3 separate regions of the Homo sapiens genome follow, and all the other regions are linked to region 2. The links are chromatin loops, found by intact Hi-C in ENCODE. Cell type or tissue: ascending aorta. All regions are shown on one strand.

The links. A loop is a pair of places that touch in the nucleus more often than their neighbours do. Peaks named below come from ENCODE experiments on the same cell type or tissue, not always from the same donor. Only the 100,000 strongest peaks of a DNase experiment are listed, where the experiment ranks them.
Region 1: a loop joins it to region 2, with 9 times the contacts of the local background. A loop is called at or near these places in 72 of 110 quality-filtered maps.
Region 3: a loop joins it to region 2, with 2.7 times the contacts of the local background. A loop is called at or near these places in 20 of 110 quality-filtered maps.

What each region holds. Positions count from the first base shown.
Region 1 is chr2:11,410,799-11,413,298 of GRCh38, forward strand. The region is part of intron 2 of LOC105373429 (a long non-coding RNA gene); the gene reads left to right. Among named protein-coding and RNA genes, the nearest start is that of LINC00570, 18 kb to the left of the region's middle. In ascending aorta, a CTCF peak has its summit at 1,399 (motif pointing left); a DNase peak (open chromatin) is centred at 1,413; H3K4me3 peaks cover 1,168 bases.
Region 2 is chr2:11,131,450-11,133,949 of GRCh38, forward strand. CIMIP5 (ciliary microtubule inner protein 5) reads left to right here and starts at 1,679. Exons shown (of 3, transcript NM_001371321.1): 1 at 1,679-2,142. The coding sequence starts at 1,886. FLJ33534 (Putative uncharacterized protein FLJ33534) reads right to left here and starts at 727. Exons shown (of 9, transcript NR_040080.1): 1 at 566-727. In ascending aorta, a CTCF peak has its summit at 1,339 (motif pointing right); a DNase peak (open chromatin) is centred at 1,372; H3K4me3 peaks cover 1,600 bases.
Region 3 is chr2:11,206,389-11,208,888 of GRCh38, forward strand. ROCK2 (Rho associated coiled-coil containing protein kinase 2) reads right to left here. Exons shown (of 33, transcript NM_004850.5): 19 at 1,899-2,059; 20 at 1,338-1,522. Among named protein-coding and RNA genes, the nearest start is that of SLC66A3, 52 kb to the left of the region's middle. In ascending aorta, no CTCF peak of the experiment used is centred here; no DNase peak of the experiment used is centred here.

The sequences.
Region 1 (2,500 bases), 280 kb after region 2:
TCTGAGAGGCATTGGGAATCGAAATTTCCACTGCCTCCCACCTCCAGTTATCCCAGTGCAGATAACTCCAAGCAGGGACGACCAGATGAGTGGATCCTCAGCACACAGGCTGAGGATGACCATCAGACAACTAGGAACAGCCAACACCTTGAACTGGAGGTACTCCAAGAGTTGTGTTTTTAATTTTTGATGTTAGTTGTAAGATGCATTCCTTTAGAGCTATTAATTATGTAAGTAATAGTAGACAAACATGGACCCTGAGGAAGGGAACCAAGGGAAGGGGGCCTGAATTTTCTGCTCTTTTGGGCGGGTGATGACTCCAAGTCATTACAATCTAGATGCATCCTTATTTTGCAGCCACAGCTTGCTGAGATCTGAGCACATAATCAGATACACTGACATGGATGTTACCGTGTGGACAAGGAATGAGCAACCTTGAAAAATGTATTTTTCTATATGCTGTTTTGGTTTTAAGATCTTGAGAAAGAAGTCCAGGAATTCACAAGCTTGAAAAGGAGATGCTGAGGCCACTGTGAAGACTTGAATACTTTTGCCTTGGAGGCAGTCCCAGGCCCACCACTCTCAGCAAAGGTCTCCTCCTGCCCTTTCCCAGATCTAACACAGGACAGCAGGCGGAGAGGAACCACCCCCTTTTCCTTCTCACTATTCTGGCTCTTGTTAGAGTGACAGTGGGATGGGAACTAGGACTCTTTGTCATTGCCAGGGGTTGCCTTGAAGGACTGGAGTCTGAGAGTAAGCAAACTTTATGACCCACAAAAAAAAAACCAGCTTCAGGAAAGCTTAATGGAGTTCCTGGTGTGAACTTAGAAGCAAGGTTTGATAATTAATTCTGACCTGGCTATTTGTGAATAAACAAAGATTAATACAGTGATTTCCATTTTGCTGAGTATTTTTCGGCCTCTGAACAGGACGGTCACATGGTTTTGCTCTTGTTTGCATGAAGCGAAATTCTGGGGTCCTCTCAATAAACCCACAAGAGTTTCTATCTCATAATGAGAGCTGGCTTCTTGTGTTTTTGAGGCAGAATTTTGACAGTGTTTCTTGTGCATTCTTCACCATCATTTGGAGCCACCACCTTGGCAACGTCTGTAGACAAGGAGATAAGGGACTCTCAAATCTATCCTTGAAGAGGAAGTGGCCCCAGAGTTCCGATAAAATCCTGCCGTATACGGGCTGTATAAAAGCAATTTGACCACTTGCGATTTTGAGTCTTAAGAATCTTTCAATTTCTCAGCCTCTGGCAGGAGTAAGAGAATAATATCCTGGATGTTTATAAAATTCGATAACCTTTTAAATCCATCCCACTTGAAGGAATAGCTAGATTTCTGGACCCCCATTTTCTGAGGCTTTCCAGGATGGACGCATGCTATCAGCTCCCCCTGCAGGTCTGACTCTTTCCTGACAGGGAATTCCTGGAGGTCCACTGAGAAAATGGATTCTGGAAGGGCTCTAAATTGTGTCGCACAGACGAAATGCTTCGACTGCTTGGAAATGACCCACCTTTCTGCTGGAAGCCACATGTCCTGGGAATGCACCAAAGTCTGAATCTGTCAGTACCTTACTATGCTGCAGGAAAACAAAGTCCCACCCAGAACTCCAGTGCCCAGGCAGGACCTTCCTTGCGCTAAACGCGCTTTAGAATGTTCAATTCTCTCTCTTCTTTGTAAGCACTGTGGCCCTGTGGTAAATCCATCACAGATAAAATGGCCTCTACATGAGCCATGTGCTAAAAAAGGATACGTACACCCATTGTGTGTTGAGTCTAAAAGTTGTTTCTCAAAAAGTTTTGGATTGTCCCAAATTTTATATGTGAGTTTGCTGATTCAGTCATTCAATAAATATTGTGATAGACATTCTGCTATGTGATTGATATGCGATAGACATTGTTTTAGGCACCCTGGATAAAGCAAGGGACCAAGGCAGGCTAAGACCCCATCCTCATGGAGCTTCAGGAACAGCAGTGACGACATACAGTAAACAAGTGCATGAACATGTGTGGTGTGATTTCATGTGGAGATGGTGCTATAAAGAAGAGTAAAACAGGATAGGCTGGGCATGGTGGCTCACGCCTGTAATCCCAGCACTTTGGGAAGATGAGGCAGACAGATCACTTGAGGTCAGGAGTTTGAGACCAGCCTGGCCAACATGGTGAAACCCCATCTCTACGAAAAAATACAAAAAAATTAACCAGGCATGGTGGCACATCCCTGTAGTACCAGTTACTTGGGAGGCTGAGACAGGAGAATCACTTGAATCTGGGAGGTGGAGGTTGCAGTGAGCTGAGGTCGCACCACTGCACTCCAGCCTAAGCAACAGAGTGAGACTCTGTCTAAAAAAAAAAAAAAAAAAAAAAAAAAAGCTGGGTGCAGTGGCTCATGCCTGTAATTCCAGCACTTTGGGAAGCCAAGGTGGGCAGATCACAAGGTCAAGAGATTGAGACCATCCTGGCCAATATGGTGAAACCCCATCTCTACTAAAA
Region 2 (2,500 bases):
GAGGCCCACCCCGCCGCACTCCTGCTGTGCTCATCTTTACCAGGAAAATTTAAGTCACTAGATGCCACCCTGTGTCATCCCAGCTCCAAGGGGAGGAACAGAGGAGAGACAGAGTCCCAGGCCTGCAGCTCTGATTTTAGACTAATGTTTTTCCAAAAGGTCCCATCCCTCAGCTCCGTCCTCATGCAAGTGTGGGAAGACGAAGCTGGCAGCTCTTTCTGGCCTGGCTCTCAGCCCTGTCTTCTCCACGCCAGCCCTCCGCCCGAGCCCAGTAGGGGCTTCGTTGCCACTGCTCACCCACACCACGCCATGGCAATGGTGACCTCACCTGTTTTTTGCCCCTGTCCTGATGGTTCTGTTCCCTGCAGCTCCCTTGGGGCTCACAGCCCATCGGTATCTCCCCACTGGGTGCAGGATACCGTGGAAAATACCCCGGGGCCTGCCCCCATGTGCCCTGCCACCCCCGTCCTTGTCTCCTCCCCCACATCTCCCAAAATACCAGGCTCTCTCTTGCATCCAAGCTTTTGTGGTCACCCCAGTTTTTCTACCTGGCAAGTCCTTTCACCTGTGAAGTCCCAACTCCTTGCTGCCTCCCTCATAGAAGCAGAATCCAGCAGGGGCACACAGGACTGGCTACAGTGCGAGCTCAGTGGTTCACTGGCTGCCCTGCTGCCCTGCACCCCGGGCACTCTGCGCAGGCCTCTATTCGTCAGGGCTTTGTCTGCACTTAGCTCTTCCCTTACAAAGATAGGAAGCAGCGCGCCAGCTGAATGGACCCACAGAGAAGCTGCGTGGAAGGAACTGTGAATCTGCCAGCACCTACCGGAACAGCACAAAACTCAGAGAACCGGAAGCAGAGAGTGCAGGAGGCAGAAGTGATGAGAGCAGCGGGCGTCCATGGAGCTCAGCTGAGCCAGACCAGGAGAGGCTGCCACGGAGGGAGCCTGGTTGTACCCAGTTAGAGCAGAAACAGGGCTGAGGGCTCGGACCATAAGCCCTCAGATTCTCACTGTTCCTTTCAGCTGGTGACTGACTGTGTGACCGTGGGCGGTCACTTAATCTTGCCGGTAAGGGCCTCAGTTTCCTCATCTGTAGAATGGCGTTGGAAAGGCATGGCTGGGAGGTCTCAGATAAAGCAGAGTGCTGTGTGAACGCTCTGGGTTTGCAGACAGAGTGGATGTTCCTAGTGCATTGCACTCATTTTCCTCGCCCAACATAAGCTCATGACTTCCGCCATCGTTCCCAAACAAGCAGGAAGCTTCACACTGATGCCTGATCCACAATTCCCAAAGCGCCCTCAGGGCCACCATTTCTTGCGAGCCTCGCAGCATCCACGAGGGGGCAGCACAGGACTAACATCGCCCCACGGCCTGACGGGCTGCCGGAAGCAAGTGCAATAATGGTGGGGGTGGCCCCCAGGAGCCCCAGCTTTGCTCCCTCCCCCTCCCCCACCCTGTGCGGAGGACTCCGGCCTTGGGGTAGGGGGCTGCTGAACTGGGCGTGGCATCTAGTCAGGAACTCTCTGCCCCCCAGCCCTAGGGCTCAGATCACACACACACACACACACACACACACACACACACACACACACACGGGGCCCGCCCCTTTCCTAGGAGCTGTCCGTTCCCAGGACAACAGTCAACACAGCACAGGCGGGAGTTCAAAACGAAACTGGGCTCAAATGCTCTCCCCAGCCCGGAGAGCCCTGTCCCCATCGGCCACTCTGAGCTCGAGGCCTAAAGGGACAGTGAGGAGGACCCTGCCCAGGCTCTCCCGGGGTTAGGAGGGACAGAGTGTTCCAGGAGGAGGTTTGAGCTGAGCTCAGGCACAGGTCTCTCTCTCTCTCTCTCTGACACAAGCGCACACACACACACACACTTGCACCATGGGGAGCCACCCCACCCCTGGGCTCCAGAGAACCACATCAGCTGGGTACCGATTGCCCCCCACCAGGCCACCAGCCTCGGTCTCCCCAGCTGCCCGGGGTGGCCCTATGGCCAGCAGGGGTCTTGCTGGTGGCTGCCAGGCCCCCCAGGCTCTGAAGGCGCAGCGGGTGGCTCAGGGAGCTGCCTGCGATGGCGTGCAGCAGGACCAGCTGTGGCGGGAGCTCCTGGAGGCCGAGCGGCGGGGCCAGCAGCGCTGGTGAGTACCTGCCCTCCCTTTTCCACCCTGACTCCGCAGCCTGACTGCAAGTTGGGGAAGGTTTTGGAGAAAGGGAGATGGGAGGGCAAATGATCTGGCTGAGGGACAGAGGGCATGGCATGCCCGGGGGAAGGTGGGTCACCAGCCCAGCCCAGAGCCAGACCCGAGCCTGAGCCTAAGAAGCGAGGAAGATGGAAGCCAAGACCAGATGCCGCTGGGTCAGAGCAGCCCCACCTCGTTCATTCCGACTGCGACGCGGCCGGTAATCCCTTGAGCTGGAGCCTGCTGGCCTAGTCTGGGTTAGAGGAGCTGGCTGTCTGACCTGACTCGGGGAAAGGATGCTCCTTCATGCATTCAT
Region 3 (2,500 bases), 75 kb after region 2:
TGCATAAACACTATCGTTAGAATAAAAAGCTGGCCTGAAATAAGAGAGAAAAATAAAGCTAATATACAGAAAAAAAACCCACAAAAAACACAAAGACAAAGATGTCTGATTACTGTTCCAATTTCTAGTTCCAATTTTAAAAGTTTAAATCTCATGAAGTTGAAGGTCTAGGCTTACCCTGGCAATAAATAGATCAGCTCAGCAAAAAGAACAAAGTCTACTTGAATATTTTAAGCATCTTTTCTTAGATAGCATCAGTCTTACTGACCTGTCACAGGTATGCATAAAGCAGACAATTATAATGAGGATACATTAGTAGTAGCTGTAGTAGTTGTAACAGTAACAGATCTAGCAGTAATAGTCCCTAACACTTATCATATGATGGATGCTTTAAATAAACCATTGCTATCCTTTACAAGATCCCTAACAAGGAAGCTATTACTGCTCCCTTTCACAAGTGTGATAAAAGGCTTAGAGAAATTAAATCATTTGCCCGATGTTGGTTAGTTGGTAAGTAACAGAACCAATATTCACAACTCAGTCTGTCTGGATCCAAAGACTTTTTTCTTTCCACTCTATCACACTGTCTTTCATCAAACAACCGGGATCCAATATGACCTTTGGTCATGATTAGGAAGAAGTAATTCTCCTACTAATAGAATAAATGGGACAAATTTTAATAGTATATTTACTATATATTTTATCTTTTTTAGAGTTGAGTTCTTGTTATGCTGTCCAGGATGGCATGTAGTGGCTATTCGCAGGCATGATCACAGTGCAAAGCAATCTCACTTCACCTCAAGTGATTCTCCTGCCTCAGCTCCCCAAGTAGCTGGAACTACAGACGTGCACAATCGTGCCTATAATATTTTTAAAGTATTTTAACAATATGTTCTCCATTTTATAAGTAAATCAAGTAGACACTAGAGTACATCCTATGACATGATTAAAAATTTACATGCTGTTTATTTAACAGTCAAACATTTCCAAGTCTAAGAAACTAAGGAAACAAACAGGCACACGGACAATAAGCTTGAGAAAGAGCCCTGAGGAGGAATCTAAAAGCATGGTATGAAAATCCCAGATATTTTCTTCTGCCTCATCACCAACACTTCCTCTATCATCACATTGTAATTAGGTAGCAGCAGTAAAAACTGTTGGGGAAACGAATATAATCTCGAAGGACAACAGTGACACTCAACACATTACCTGTACAGAAATAAATAGAAAACATGGTCTAGAAAGTAAAATGCTCAAAAGAAAATCCACAGATACACCAAAATTAACTTATACATGGATAATTATGCATATTAAAACATCTCAATCAATTAACTTACTTTCGAAGTTCAGCATTTTGTTTTTCCAAGTTCATTTTCATTTCCATGAGATGGTTATTTTCTTGCTTTAACTGCTTTTCTGACATTTTTAGTGTGTTAACCTGTTGTGTTTGCATCTTCAGGTCATTTTGTGTAAGGCAGCGCTTCTGAGTTTCTTGCTCTATTTTTAATGTCAGGTTTCTAACCTAAGAAATAAATTGTGTACTTGGTATATAAGTAAATTATTTCCATTTTTCTAATCAATGAAGTTGGTATAAAATATGGTGATGTAAAACAGATTTTTTTACCCTTAGGTAGCTAATTCATTTCATACTAAAATTTTTTTTGTATTTCTAATAATATTATAATTGTATTTTTTAAATAAAATATAATAAGGTAAATATAACTTTAAAAATGTTTAAATTATGATTCCTTTAGTATATCATCAAAATTTAGTTAAACCAACAGGTTGCAGACTATTATAAGAAAAACTTTAAAATTATGAAACCATCACTAGACCTTCATGAATAAACCTATTAATTCATTAGTTTATTATTAATCATTAGTACACTTAATACTTACATCCTCATTTAGCACATCTTTCTGTTTAAGGAGCTCATTTATTTTCTGCTGTGACTGTTTGAGGTCACAGTCTAATAGAGAACATCTTTTCTCAGCTTCTAGCAATAGGTTCTCCACTTTCTGTTTTAAAGTTCTTTCCTCCAAGAGCTTCTTCTCCATTTCTAGTATAATAAAAATGGACACAATCATAAATTTACAAATAAAAGAAGCATATCATAAATTTGTAAGTAAAAGCACATTAAATGACACCATACTAATAAAAATTATAATAAATGATGCTGCCTTATATTCTATTAATTTTCTTTTTTTCTTTTCTTTTTTTTTTTTTTGAGACAGAGTCTCACTCTGTTGCCCAGGCCGGAGTGCAGTGACGCAATCTCAGCTCTTTGTAACCTCCTGGATTCAAGCAATTCTCGTGCCTCGGCCTCCAGACATAACTCGGATTACAGGCGTGTGCCACCACACCCAGCTAAGTTTTGTATTTTTAGTAGAGATGGGGTTTTGCCATGTTGGCCAGGCTGGTCTCAAACTCCTGGCCTCATGCAATCCACCCGCCTCGGCCACCCAAAGTGCTGGAATTACAGGCATGAGCCACTGCACCT